2 separate regions of the Homo sapiens genome follow, and region 1 is linked to region 2. A link is a contact called in ENCODE Hi-C or POLR2A ChIA-PET data. All regions are on one chromosome and are shown on one strand. Each heading gives the region's core, a stretch centred on a gene start or an enhancer-like site at or near the end of the contact. The rest is flanking DNA. Distances are from core to core; before and after follow the strand shown.

What was found. Hi-C counts contacts between places; a loop is a spot of excess contacts on that map. ChIA-PET counts read pairs that join two places held with the same protein, here RNA polymerase II (POLR2A). Pooled maps may share reads with other maps.
Region 1: a loop to region 2 is called in a map of IMR-90, with 5 times the contacts of the local background. The contact joins two enhancer-like sites. A Hi-C loop is called at or near these places in 2 of 168 maps with a recorded cell type or tissue (Calu3 and IMR-90) and 2 of 50 pooled maps. POLR2A ChIA-PET finds 5 or more read pairs at or near these places in 1 of 52 experiments (AG04450).

What each region holds. Positions count from the first base shown.
Region 1 is chr6:155,780,954-155,784,084 of GRCh38, forward strand. No RefSeq gene overlaps it. Among named protein-coding and RNA genes, the nearest start is that of MIR1202, 160 kb to the right of the region's middle. Within about 2 kb of position 1,503, at least 9 of the 41 ENCODE cell types and tissues checked have a DNase peak (open chromatin) inside an H3K27ac peak, as active enhancers do.
Region 2 is chr6:155,327,119-155,330,473 of GRCh38, forward strand. No RefSeq gene overlaps it. Among named protein-coding and RNA genes, the nearest start is that of TFB1M, 14 kb to the left of the region's middle. Within about 2 kb of position 1,798, at least 2 of the 41 ENCODE cell types and tissues checked have a DNase peak (open chromatin) inside an H3K27ac peak, as active enhancers do.

The sequences.
Region 1 (3,131 bases), core at 253-2,752, 450 kb after region 2:
CTCACCTCAGCCTCTCATAGTGCTGGGATTACAGACATGAGCCACCATACCCAGGGCAAAATATATTTTTCTTTATACTTGGTGGGCTATTCCTCGAAGGCAGAATTTCCCAAAGTACACTGTATGTGATATTAGCTTTTGGTCTGGTCAAGAGTGAAAGGGAACAATGATACCTATAAAATAGAGGACAAAGTATAACCTGTAATAAAAGAACGACAGCAGAGCAGATGGACTAAGGAAATACAAAAGGAGGTACTCAGGAGCCACTTAAGAAATTTTAACAATAACTTTTCTTCCTTTGAGAAATTTGACAATACACAAATTTAGCCTTGGCTTTATTATTCCTTGCAAGTTGTATTTTAGGACAGTGTTAGACACACCATAATTTCAAAAGCAGAGATCGTAGAAACACAATTCTTATCAAGATTAATAAGCTAACTTTTCCAACAATGTTGTCCCTATTTCCATTTTATAAACATAAAAAGTTTGACCTTGTATAGGCAGTCTGAAATTCTTTTAAAAAACTGAGTATAAATAAATTTCATAAATGTGATAGTGGTCTATTTTGTTTAAAAAACATTAAAGAAATATTACACATTACAACATTACCAATTAACACTTTAATTTACTCATCTGCAATTTCTGAGACATTATTTATTGAAAATTAATAGGCTGACAAAAAGCAGAACCAATACGCAGCAGGCACAACCAGTGACAAATCTGAATGAATACTGATCAATCCAATTAATACCTGGGAAACTAAAATTAAATTAGTAAAATGCCTACTTGAGCTGGTTTATATAAGTTGGATAAGGTTATTTGGAATTCATCAATATCTGTTTTTCTTACAAATCATGCGCTTATTTTTAGTGTCTGTCCTTAGGCCACTGAAGAAATGGAAGTGGCCATGTGAATCGTGAAGCATGCATTGAATGTATGCATGGGCAAGCGATTAGGAGAAACTGTCTTATTGTGGAAGGAAAGCACATGAAGTGCTTGTCAAACTTCATGAGACATTGCACCTAGAATGGTAGAAGATGCTGGTATTAGGATTTTATTGGAGTAATTTCAAGTCACATACTTGATTGGCTCTAATTCAATGAGTCTGATCTATCATTTAGTTTCCTTGGACTTGAGATAAATGACTTATGGTGTGTTCGAAGGTTTTGGTCATGGTTGTGCTTCCAAACATAAATAACACTGCATGGAAGCTTTTCTTGAAGTTTGATTTTATATCACTTCATTCCTGAGCATTAACTAGATCTCTCTTACCCTTATGCTTAAAGCCTCCTTCTTCTGGGTTATGGATGATAAGACACATCACGATGGGAGGCCTGCTAGCTTCTGATCAGTTACTAAGAAAATTGATGTGTTTTAGTAGAAGGAGCATGGAGTTTCTTTCTCTTTGACTTAACTCAGACTGGGCCCCTCTCAGTCCTCTTTCTGACAAGGCTCTAATCTTGGGCTCTGCCCTTGGTCCAGTTATTCCAGTTTTAGCAAGAAGCCTGCTGAGTCAGTTTAGCAAAAATCCCCTACCCTCAGTCTGACCACCCTTGATACTGAATCACCCAGGCCTGCCTTCAGCAAAAATCCTGTGAGGTCACTTTAATACAATTGCCCTTCCTCTTAGTAATTTTCCATCCTCTGATACCCTACCCTGCTCCTTGGCTATAAATCCCCACTTTTCCTTATTGTTTTTGGACCTGAGCCCAGTCTCTCTCTCCTTCTATAATACAAAGCCCCATTGTGGTAGTCCTTCTTGGATGAAGTCTTCCTTACCATCTTTAATAAGTGTCACCAATAATTTTTCCTTTAATAAAAGCAAGGCATATTTCCACGGTGAGGCTGCCAGCTTCTGATTAGTTACTGAGAAAATCAGTGTGTTTTAGTAGAAAGAACATAAAGTTTGTGGTTCTAAGAACTGAACATACAAACTTTTCAATTAGGCAAGTCACTTAACTAGAGCTTCAGGTTTCTTGTGCGTAAATTTGGGCTAATGGTAACATTCTTCCAGGTTTTGTAAGGATTAAAGTCATGCATATAAAATTTCTTTGTAAACTGGGAAGTAAGTCATACATTTTTGTTACTGTTAGTTAAAGCACTTTAACTTGCTTATCACTCATAGACATTTACAGATCACATACTTCAAGATAAAATACGTTGCTTAAAGTCAACTAATGCAATACCCAAATTAAATTTAAACGTAACCCTCAATATTTCAAATACTTGAACACATTATTGAATTATATGTTATAGAAGCAAGAAAAAGAATCAACCTATTGGTGAAATGTGAGATGCAGGGTTACAGTTCGTTTCTCTCTTTTTTTTTTTTTTTTGAGATGGAGTCTCCCTCTGTCGTCTGGGCTGAAGTATGGTGGTGCGATCTCGGCTCACTGCAACCTCTGCCTCCTAGGTTCAAGCAATTCTCCTGTCTTAGCCTCCTGAATAGCTGGGATTACAGGCACACGCCATGACACTCAGTTAATTTTTGTATTTTTAGTAGAGATGGGGTTTCACCATGTTGGTCAGGCTGGTCTTGAACTCCTGACCCCAGGTGATCCACCTGCCTTAGCCTCTCAAAGTGCTGGGATTACAGGAGGGAGCCACCACGCCAGGCCTAGAGTTTGTTTCTACATCTTAACAAAATAGTTGCTAAATCCAGGAAGGCCCAAGGAGAGGAGTCATCTCACTGTGAGCACCTTTTTTGGAAATGGCACAAAATGCTCAGAATTTATATAGTTTTATAAAAGCTTAATGATTTAAAACTTTGCCATAGTTGATAAACAGCCATATTTATAGACTTCTCCTCTGGCATTTAACCTATTTCCTTTTTCCTCCCCCCTGCAAAAGAAGATATTTAGTGGTTTTTAAGAGGTTCCCCTGGTTGAAATCTTCTGTACAATACTTGCTTAATGAGCTCATTAACAACTGTTACTGAGAATTAATGAATCAAATCACAGTGGTAATCACCATATTGCAAATCACTGTGTTGTATTAGGTTATGATGGAGCCATACATTTTACAGTGATGACTTTCATACAATGAAGGCATCTGAACAGATTGTATCTTAGGTCTCATTGAAAGAACTTGATCATGTTTGGGGTATAGGAAAGCTTTTTGGAATTCCCTAA
Region 2 (3,355 bases), core at 548-3,047:
TATACCAACAATGAACAGTTCATTAATGAGAATGAATTTTACCTTTCTGACGGTTCCCATTACATAACTTTATTCATTTTGAGGAAGGCAAGGGCTGACCATTTTATGCTCATCTACTATGGTCACCTATTAAAGGCTGGAATTATGATAATCCAAGGGGGAAAATAAAATATTTAAAATGAGATTGGTCTAAGTAGGAGAATGAACATCAGGCTAAGTGTTAATTTTGTCCCATTTAGTCAGCTCCATAAATCTTGAGAAGCCATTTTTCTTCTCTGTGCCTCAGTGTCCTCATCTGTATGTTAGAGGGCTTGGATTGGCTGATCCTGAAGGTCACCTCCAGTTCTGAGGTAGTCCTTGAAAACATGAGGACTGAAGCCTGGCCTAAGGCATGGGTCTTATTGTGGTATTGTGGACTTGACCAAATGTTAACCTTTCTGACCTTCAGTTTTCTCCTCAGAAAAATGAAGGGGCTGGGCTATTCTTTAAGGACACCTCTGTTCTGCAGTCCAGATAAATAAAAGTGTGAGGGGAAAAATCTGGAAAAATGCATAGAGTGAAGCTCAGCATGGCCACTGGGTGGCGATCTTGTTCCATGTTAAGAAAAATTTTATGGCATTTACCAAGAGTTTCAAAGTTTGACTTAGCATAGTGAAGAAAGACTTTCAAAAGGATAAAAAAACAGGGCAGCAAAAACCAGAATTATGGGGGAAGTGACAATAAACAGCAATGCCAAATAAGAGACATAAAATCCCTGTAGCCAAGGCAGTAAAACATAGAGGGGTATATGAGAGTTGTGTTTTGGGTATTATTTAAAGGAATATAGGGAGAGGAGTACATTGTAAATTCACATAGTTTTTGAAAAACATGACATAAAAGTTAACTCTAACATTTAAAAATTAAACTTGTAGAATTACCAAATACCTTAAGACTGTGCTAGAGTACTGAAGTCTAAACTTGAACAATCCAAACCAAATCAGTAAACATTTGTTATTTCTTTTGTTTAAATCTCAAAGGAACACTTAAGGGAATTGTAACACTGTTCCAATCTTTTGATATTAAATCAAGTGAGCCAATGAACAAGTTGTGAGCTTTTTTGCATTTTATGGGAGGAGGTGGTCTGTCTCACTTACCTTGAGAATCTTGGGATGATTGTTCCTGGGGCTAGCCATTGCCCCTGCATTGGGTTGAGGGCCATTTCTCGGGGAAGAGCCGAGCATTGGGAGGAATGCAGAGGATAAAGGTTCTCTGATCATAGTGCCGCCCACCTCTATCTCTAGAAAAGGTTATATTCAAAGAAAAACACAATTTTCCCACCAAAGCACCACTCGGCATGAAGGGAAGAACCCAGAGACTCGAAGAGGACCAGGTTCACACTCCTGAAGATGGCAGATTATGTCTCATGCAATAAGCCGAGATCTGACAGCCAGAGGATGACTAGGCCACAGTCTGCCATTTCCTGTTGTTGACTTTTCTGTTCACCATCCCCTCTGGTTTTCTCCCAGTTAGTCCTTATCCTCCTTTTGCTAGGTGGATACAGGTTTCTTCTGAGGGCCAAAGCCTGGGCCCTATTGCTCTGGTTGCCATGGCTGTTTCTTTTCTCTCCTTTCCTTTGATACATTAGCTATTAGCTTACGTAATCCTCTCACCGGTGGATGTTCCCATTCAAAAGGCAAAAAAAAAGTTATATTGCTAAGTAACCTTTAACAATGAATACCATTCATTATGTATTTGCTTAATGATACAAAGGCATTGTTTGCTCTATTGCAGGTGATAACAGCAGATCAAAGACCCCGAGGCCGCCGGAATGTGCTTGAGAAGAGCCAGCAGAGACTGTGTGGAAATTATGCTTAGCATTTATGTTGCACTTTATACTCTTAAAGGATTCTGCAATTATTAATTAATTATCCCACACAATAGCTCTATGAGGAAGGTCAGTGTCAGTAGCTTTATTTTACAGATGAAGAATCAGATAGCAGTTAAGCGATTCCCCCCTTCCCACCTCAACATTTAAAGATCTCATGTCAAAGCAGACCTGGGGTGGGGGCAGCAGGTAAGTTACAAAGTGACTGAAGAGTAAACAGACTAGGGCTGCCTCTTGCCCAGGCTCCACTTCCTTTGATCTGTCTTTTGAAAGCCCTCTGAACATAAGCTAGGTTCTGGACTTGCATACTGCCTCCCTGGGCAGCCTAGTTGCTCTTGCTGTGCTTGTCTTTTCTACATATCCACTGTTGTGTGTGTAATTTTAATTTCCTTTTCATTCATTCATTCATTCATTCATTCATTCAATGAAACTTATTTGGGCATTTATTGTAGTTGATTTGGTTAGGAATATAGAAATGAAAAACATGATTCTTGCCTTTGAGGAACTTCAATTTCTTAATAGGGACACACACAGACACACACTGCTGGAGGACATGGGATGAAAAAGGTGTTAATTCTTCTTGGCAGCATCACGAAGGTCTACACTGAGGAGATGGTGTTTGAGCCAATCTCTTGATAATGCCATGCTTGTGATCCAAGCAGCAGGATCCTGATGGTCCCTAAAGGAGAGATGATAGAAGGTATCCTGAATGTCGGCGACTTCACATTTGCGAAGGCCAAAGCCTGTTAGGTCAGGCCTCCTGTTGGCTAGTGTGATAGACTCTTATCCTATAGTGTTTTAATTATTTGTGTGAATGTTTTCCCTTTTTACGAGACTAGAAACAATTTTAAAATGAGGACAAATTCTGACGGCCCACAGCATATTGTAGGGAATAACAGCAGGAATAGCTACCATGTATCGAGTAAATGAGCCTATTCTGTTTAGTGCTTTACATAGCTGATTAAGCCTGCCAAAAACCTTTGAGGCAGTATTGTTCCCCCACACTGTTTTTTTTTTTTTTTGGGAAAGTTTAAGTAATTTGCTCATAGCTACATAGTTCTGTGTGCTATTGAACAAGCTTATAGTCCCCACATGTAGCTTATAGTCCACGGCAGAAGACAGACATTAACCAATAATAACCATATATCAATGTATAATTACAACCTGTAATAAAGTCTCTGAAGGAAAAAACAAAACATGCAGTATAGGAGAAGCTAGCACAGAATGACCAGATCTGCCCTTGGGCCAGTAGACGTGAGGAGAGATATGAAGGAAAGGCCAAGGTCAGGGAGCGCGTACCTGGAGGTTCTGATGGTGAGGCTGAGTAATGAAAGATACGTGGGTGTTAGGTAGTCCAAAGAGAAAGCATGTGCAAAGGCCCTGGTGTAGGAGGGAGCTGGGAGTATCTGAGAATCAGCAGGCAGGTCTGCTGTATAGAGGAGATGACTGGAGAAGGAGAGGTGGCACATCTTGTAAGATTGTGTAGGCTAG